Linked DNA regions of Homo sapiens: region 1 is linked to region 2. Evidence: read pairs that join two places in POLR2A ChIA-PET (ENCODE). Cell type or tissue: MCF 10A. All regions are shown on one strand.

Evidence for each region. Peaks named below come from ENCODE experiments on the same cell type or tissue, not always from the same donor. Only the 100,000 strongest peaks of a DNase experiment are listed, where the experiment ranks them.
Region 1: POLR2A ChIA-PET joins it to region 2 with 8 read pairs; 2 of 35 experiments call an interaction of 5 or more read pairs at or near these places.

Annotation. Positions count from the first base shown.
Region 1 is chr13:31,151,085-31,155,084 of GRCh38, reverse strand. It overlaps HSPH1 (heat shock protein family H (Hsp110) member 1), which reads left to right. Exons shown (of 18, transcript NM_006644.4): 4 at 330-452; 5 at 2,134-2,233; 6 at 3,343-3,476; 7 at 3,894-4,000. Among named protein-coding and RNA genes, the nearest start is that of HSPH1, 8.8 kb to the left of the region's middle. In MCF 10A, no CTCF peak of the experiment used is centred here; no DNase peak of the experiment used is centred here.
Region 2 is chr13:31,095,038-31,099,037 of GRCh38, reverse strand. It overlaps the pseudogene WDR95P. Among named protein-coding and RNA genes, the nearest start is that of HSPH1, 65 kb to the left of the region's middle. In MCF 10A, no CTCF peak of the experiment used is centred here; a DNase peak (open chromatin) is centred at 2,227.

The DNA of each region.
Region 1 (4,000 bases), 56 kb before region 2:
ATCTCTTCAGTTAGAGTGGAAATTTACTACCTTCTTTAATGTTTTGACTTAGATTTTGGGTGGGGTATATCTGCCCTAGCTTTCTTCCGCTCCTCTTCATCTTTAGGTAGAAGTTCTTTCTTCCTTTTTCTTTTTTTCTCTTTTCCTTTCTCTCCCCCTTCCCTCCTTCCCCTTCCCTTTTTCCTCCTTTTCTTCCTTCTTCCCAAAACAACTACAACAATAAAATAAAGATTTTGTGGAAGGGAATGTGTGCTAATTTTTGGAAGTTAAATATTGGCATGTAGCTTAAAGTACTACAATGTTTAAAACATTTTTTCCCTTCAATATAGGTAATGTACATGGGTGAAGAACATCTATTTAGTGTGGAGCAGATAACAGCCATGTTGTTGACTAAGCTGAAGGAAACTGCTGAAAACAGCCTCAAGAAACCAGTAACAGATTGTGTTATTTCAGTAAGTATAATTCAGCAAGGCAGTGTGTTTTATTTCATTTTTGCGTTCTTTGTATTACTTTTAAGTATGAAATGTGGGAAAGCTGTTCTTTAGTTACTAGAGACCGTGTTCTACTGGACTGTATTAACATGTGTTCCAGAGCATTACAAAGTAGATTTGAGTGATATTTTTAGCCAGAAGCGGCAAAGGTTCTTGACTGGAAATCAAAATCTCTTGTGAGACTTTTTGAAAATACAGATTTTGACTGGTTCCATTTGTGAGTATTCTAATACAGTTAGTTGCTGCACTATCAGGCTTGTACATTTAACACAGGAGCTTTTCACAGGTGAAAGAATTCTACCCTCCGTTGAGAAACCAGTGTATTAGGAGTTTTAAAACGTAGCTTACCAGTAGTGACAAAACCTAAATTTTTAACACTAGCAAGCCTGTTACCTTCAGTGGACAATTACTAGTTAGACTATCAAAGGGTACTTGAAATGGACAAAAGTCATCTTTTATTTGGACACCAAAAAGGTAAATTCTGCTCACCCAGGTGTCTTGGGTCACTTCTTGATAGGTTGTGGGGTATGCTTTTGGACTTAAATACAGCATGGTCTTTGCTCTATAGTATGAGCAACGTGGCCGGCTGAGATCAGTCAGCAACAAGCCTTTATGAATGAATGAGGCAGAAGAACTAACATTTCTCCTGCTGTCCTTGCAAGATGGGAAGTGTTTTAATCTCTGGCAAAATTAAAGAATTAAGTTATAAGTCAGTGGCTTCTCCCTCCCCACTCTCTCCCTTCCTTTTTTTTTTTTTTGCCACATTTTTTTTCCCCTGGTGAGCTGAGAAACTGATGGACGAAGTGTTCTGATTTGAAAGGTGAGCAGAGATCCACCTTTGCTCTTGCTCATGTCTCTCTCTCAAGCATCTACAAATATTTTGGACAACTTTGAAAAATCACCGTACTAAACTCTCTCTTAGGTACTTTGCACTTAAATGATTCTACGAATGTGTTGTTAGATACTTTTTTTCCTGAATAGTATCCTGAAGTGCTGCACTAGAAGGCAGTCAAAAAAGAATTACAACTAGAATAGCTCAAGTCAGTGCTGTAAGAAACCTCAGCCCTTGGGTTGTTTTTACTCTTAGGAAAATTGAAAGGCTTTGCCAAAAAGTGATTTTGTAATCTTAACAGGTTGACTGAATTAAAGAGCACCTCAGTGAATAGCAGAACTGAAAGGGTGGTGGCATATGTTAGAATTAGCTCTTTAAGTTCCTGTAGTTTTTACCTATAGTTTAATTATGTTGAACATTAAATGTTGACCTAGCATTATAATTTCCTAATGCCAGTAGAAACTTACAACTAGTTTGGAAGCAGATTTGATCTGCTTTAATTTCAAGTTTTCTCTTAGATTTATGTAACTTTGAATATGTCTTATGAAACTCCTGATTAATTTTTATTTCAGCTTGAACTTGGTTATAAGAAAGACTATTTTGATCCTGTAATTTTGGGACAGCCTTTTCAAAAGTAGTTACTGTTTCTGAAGGTTAAGGAGCTTGCAGAAAACTAAAGCCCTATTTCTGTTTTGTGACTTGGCGAGGCACCTACTTAGCTGGACTGTTGTGAATTTATAAGTGGTTTGTGAGGAATTTCTAAGTATATTTTGTGTTCTAGATAATTCAAAATTTTTTGTTTGTTTGTAGGTCCCCTCCTTCTTTACAGATGCTGAGAGGCGATCTGTGTTAGATGCTGCACAGATTGTTGGCCTAAACTGTTTAAGACTTATGAATGACATGACAGCTGGTAAGGAAAAGGCATTTGTGTGGAAGTGAATATACTATCAGAACTAAAGATGTTCTCAGTGCTATTACTTTCTTATAGATACAGAAACACAGCCTGTTAAAAAGTCAAGTCAGATTTGAAAACAAAAGTCTACCTCTTAAAATGCTTATGGTTAATGAGAAATTGGTATTTTATCAAACTTATGAATCTGCTTTCATTAGAGAATTCTTTTCATGTTTTTTAATCCTTTGAAAATGTAGGTTGGATTTAGCTTTGTTTCCTTACATTGCATTTATAGTTAGGAAGCAATTTTTCCCACAATCTTAAAATTCTGGGCTTCAAAACTACCTTGGCTTATAAGTAAATGATTTAGTTTAAAAAATTTTTTTTTATCTACTGAACTGTAGATAGGTGATCATTTATCAAATATTGCTTTAAGCCTGTACTATTTGAATGTGTTAGGCTAGGTATTGTGGATATACAGAGGTGATTACAGCATCTCTTTCTTGAGCTTTTGGTAGTTTATTATGATTACAGATGAACAAAAAATCAGTTAAGGAAAAAAATCAGTTTTTATGCTGAAAAGTTTTACTCATATTTCTGTTAGGTTTTTGGAAAACTGTTAAATATTGGTAAAAATATGTTTTTAGGTATACATGTTTAGAAATACAGTTGTTTAAAGTTCAGAAAAAAACTTTTTAAGGTTGATCAGCTATTTAGCTCAGATCTAAAAATTGGTAGGAACTATAGTTGCTGTAGTTGTATATTAAATTCTTAATTTTTTTGGATAAGCGGTGTCCTAGCAGGTTGTGGTTAAAATGTAAGTATTGCATAATGAGTCTGATACTGTCTGTGATACGTGGTTATGTTTCACTGTATTCACGCCATATGTTTTGTCTAGCACATCTCCATATATTGAAAAGTGATAGAGCATTGTTCTGAAATCAGAAAGAGAGTAATAATTAATTCCAAGAAAATCAGTGTGAAGTCAGGTATAAAAGGAATGTAATGTGTTCACCTTTAATTGTTTCAAGTTAATAGTCAAGCTTCCTGCATGTGTAATTTTATGTAACAGTGAGATTCCTAAGAAAATGTGAACCAAAGAATTGAAACATACTTATTTTTTGTAGTTGCTTTGAATTACGGAATTTATAAGCAGGATCTCCCAAGCCTGGATGAGAAACCTCGGATAGTGGTTTTTGTTGATATGGGACATTCAGCTTTTCAAGTGTCTGCTTGTGCTTTTAACAAGGGAAAATTGAAGGTAAAGTCATACATTGGAACTCAGTGTCCAAAACACGTTAAGTGTTGTGACTTTAAGCTACTGAGCCTCTTTACTAGGCTTTTTCTTCTTGGTAATGAAGAGTTTTATTTTAGGTAAAGATGTTAACAGGAAACGGTTGCTAAGGTTGAGCTCCATAAAGATGATGTAATTGTCTTAGCATACTCTTAAGTGTTCTTGTTTAGGAAAGAAAAGGCTTTTTACAGTTATTTTCTATGTAGTCATTTAAAAGTCAAAAATATCTTAGAGATTTATTCCTGACTGATTTGGATTTCATGTTATAATTTAAATATAGTCTTGAGTCTCTTAGTCTTTCATTGTTTGAGTAGTAATATTTAAGATTCTAGTTACAAATGTGATTGAAAATAACCAGACTATTTGTTGTTTCAACCAAATTAGGTACTGGGAACAGCTTTTGATCCTTTCTTAGGAGGAAAAAACTTCGATGAAAAGTTAGTGGAACATTTTTGTGCAGAATTTAAAACTAAGTACAAGTTGGATGCAAA
Region 2 (4,000 bases):
CTTACATACCTAGTCTAACTGATGGTGCTGCAGTCTGTTTCCTTTGGGTTGGGCGGGGGAAGTCTCACCAGTATTGTCCCTTCATGGTCACCAGAAAGATGTTACCGGAAAGGGGTCCTGATCCAGACCCCAATAAAGGGTTTTTGGATCTCACACAAGAAAGAATTCAAGGCAAACCCATAGAGTAAAGTGAGAGCAAGTTTATTAAGAAAGTAAAGGAGCACTTTCGGAGGCCGAGGAGGGCGGATCACGGGTCAGGAGATCAAGACCATCCTGGCTAACATGGTGAAACCCCGTCTCTTCTAAAAATACAAAAAATTAGCTGGGTGTGGTGGTGGACGCCTGTAGTCCCAGCTACTCAGGGGGCTGAGGCAGGAGAATGGCATGAACCTGGGAGGCGGAGCTTGCAGTGAGCCAAGATTGCGCCACTGCACTCCAGCCTGGGCGACAGAACAAGACCTCAAAAAAAATAAAAAAAAAAAGTAAAGGAATAAAAGAATGGCTACTCCATATGCAGAGCAGCTCCTAGGGCTGCTGGGTGCCCATTTTTATGGTTATTTCTTGATTATATGCTAAATAAGGGGTGGATTATTCATGCTTCTCCTTTTTAGACCATATAGGGTAAATTCCTGACATTGCCATGGCATTTGTAAACTGTCGTGGTGCTGGTGGGAGTGTAGCAGTGAGGATGACCAGAGGTTGCTCTCATCCCCCTCTTGGTGGGTTTTGGCCGGCTTCTTTACTGCAACCTGTTTTATCAGCAAGGTCTTTATGATCTGTATCTTGTGCTGACCTGCTATCTCACTTTATGACTTAGAATGCCTACCTGTCTGGGAATTCAGCCCAGTAGGTCTCAGCCTTACTTTGCCCAGCCCCTATTCAAGATGGAGTTGCTCCTGTTTGAACACCTCTGACATGATGGGGAGATGGATTTAAGACTTTATCTCCCTTTCTCCTTGGGGGCAGTCCCAGATTAAAGCTTTCTTCCCTGGCAATACTCATTGTCTCAGTGATTGGCTTTCTGTGTGGTGAGCAGCAGGACCTAGACTGAACCCTTGGTGTTTTGATAACAGAATCTCTAAAAGACAGTGATAGTGTGGGAGGAGAAATCACGGGGGGACAGCATCTTTTCTAAAAACTATTGAATGTTTCTTCTGATCTGCCACTTTGTAAAAGAGGCAGCTACATTGACATGAAAGTTCTAGGTCTCCAAACCAAAAGCCAGAAGGTGTCCTCTCGTTGTTGATTTCAAATCCCTGAGAACAGATTTTCAGTTGTGCACACGTCGTTTACTTCCCTCTGTCCTCTTCCAATGCCAGGGTTTCTAGGGATGTCTACCACTCAGGTGCTTTCATCTGCTATCCATAACATTGCAACAGACCCATAGCATTACTAGAGTTCACCTCATGGTTTCAACCACTTGCAGATAACCCAAAGTTCTGCAACATGCAGTGATCTGTAATATGGTTGAGGACTGAAACTGCCTTTGCAAAAGTTATATCAGTGAGAAAATTAAAACAGTAAGCTAAGCTAACCCAAACCTCATCTTGCCTTTCCTTTCATTATTCCTGGGCTATTGGGCCAAGCTAACTTTGGAAGGCATTTAGATTACAGTTTAAATGATAATGGGTCTTGCCCAAAACTCAACTGCTTTTGTAAAGCTAATAGGAAGCCATGAGGCTGCAGGGGAGGATAGGAGCCTGGGTCCTGCTAAAGTGCAGACATTATTCCAGGGTTTATAAGACATGCAACTTCCCCAATTACTCCTACAAATAACACTACTATTATAGATTGGCCTTTTGAGATCTATTTCCAGGTTTTTTTGCATGTCTGACACTGACGGCTCCACCTGGACCAAAAACCCCGCTCTTGTGGCCCCACCCAGAAGTGATTCCTCCCACAGGAGGACAGCTTCAACATCCTATGAGTTCATCTCTGCCCCAACCAATCAGCAGCAAGTACCTGTTACCTGACCACCCTGACCCCTTCCCCCGAACTGCCTTTGAAAAACTCCTAACCTATGAGATTTGAATGAGATGATTTGAGTAGGAACTCCATCTCCCACGTGGCATGGCTGACTTCATGTCTATTAAACTGTTTCCCTCCTGCAAGGCTGTGGTTTTTCCTGATGCAGTGGGCAGGAATTACCCCTTGGGGCCTTACAGGACCAGATTTGAATTCAGGACCCATTGGCTGGTGATGAGGTGCTGGCATGGAAGGGTGAGCCAGAGCAGGCGTGGGCTGGGCAGTTGGGCTGGGCAGTTGGGCTGGCCGCCCGCCCGGAGCCACACCCGAGGGAGGCGTCCTCCTCTCCACCTGCCTTTCTAGGCTCAGGTCTCCCATTAAGTGCTTAAAAAGGCACTTCTTTGTTTCCTAAAAAAAGAAAAAAAATCCCCTAAGGAAGCTGCTACTGCTGGTAATGGAAGTGAAAAGATTGAACAATGAAAATGTCTTTCAAAATAACTTTTGGGTTCTATTTAGAAATCAAGAAATGTCTAATGGTACTATGTATGCTTTCTCAGGTATACCTTACTTGCACTTTGTAGGGGGAATTTTATACCACAGAAGGATTAATTTAAGAACTTCACAGGCTCAAGTGTTCTTCCTTTTGGAGATTCTATTCAATCAAACATATTAAAAGGCAACCACATCCCATATTTTAAAAATATTCCTATTTAATGTTAAAATCATGTAAACAAGATTTATAGTTTTAAGGTCTGTTGATAAAAATTATCTTATTCTTTCAAAATAAACTTCCATATTCTATATAACTATATATATAAATAAAATTATAGGTGGTATGTAATATGTTGTAAACATTTAATTAAACTTTTATTAGTTTTAATTGTGCAGTTTTCAAACATTTTCCGAGGCACTAAAAGTTGGTGGTCCCTAGTGCTATATGACCAAATGGACAACATTTATAATGTTATTTATAAATTTGGGCTTCATGAAGACATTGGTCTATATTCTCTCCTCTTCGAATGTCAACAGTGTAATGTAGTTTAGATCCTATGGATTGTGGCAGTGGCCATAATGATGTTATAAAGATTTCACACAGTGCCATATCTGCAAGGTGAGCAAATACTCAAATTAACAATTTCAGGCCGGGTGCGGTGGCTCATGGCTGTAATCCCAGCACTTTGGGAGGCCAAGGTGGGTGGATCACGAGGTTAAGACCATCCTGGCTAACACAGTGAAACCCCATCTCTACTAAAAATACAAAAAAATTAGCCAGGCATGGTGGCGGGTGCCTGTAGTCCCAGCTACTCGGGAGGCTGAGGCAGGAGAATGGCGTGAACCCAGGAGGCGGGGCTTGCAGTGAGCGGAGATCATGCCACTGCACTCCAGCCTGGGCACAAAGCGAGACTCCGTCACAAAAAAAAAAAAAAAACAATTTCATTCAGTCATTATTAGAGAGTTTATTAACAGCATGTACCTGCTAGAGTAATAGCTATGTGAGTATTTGTATCTCCATTCAACATCTACTTACCACCTACTGCCAGGGGAAATGTGCTTATCAAAAGTAATGTTATGGAAGAGGTGGGCTGCGTTACCATAGAATTAGAAGCTTACATGCTAATGGGGCCATTCATTCTGCCTAGATGGGGGATGGTGGGGGAGGGTCTAAGAAGGTTTCTCCAAGGAGCTGATATCTGAGTTGTGCCTTGAAAGAGAAGAAGGGTTTTGACAGATCAAGAAAGACAGAAGGCAAAACACAGATTCTCAGATCCCTGGGCTCAAGTGCCCACTGACTTGTTGGAGAGGGGATGCTCACTCTCAGGAAACAAACTAACACCATGATGTTGTAACCGCCTTTGCAAAAATCGTAACTGAGGAAATTATGACAGTGAAAGAGATCAGACCTAACTGACCCTGTTTTCCTTCTAATCTCTAAGCTGTCTTTGTTCATTCCTGGATGTAGGCCTAACTAGCCTTAGGAAGGAATTTAGCTTGTAGTTTAAACTCTGAAACAAAATTGATAATAGCCCTTTCCCCT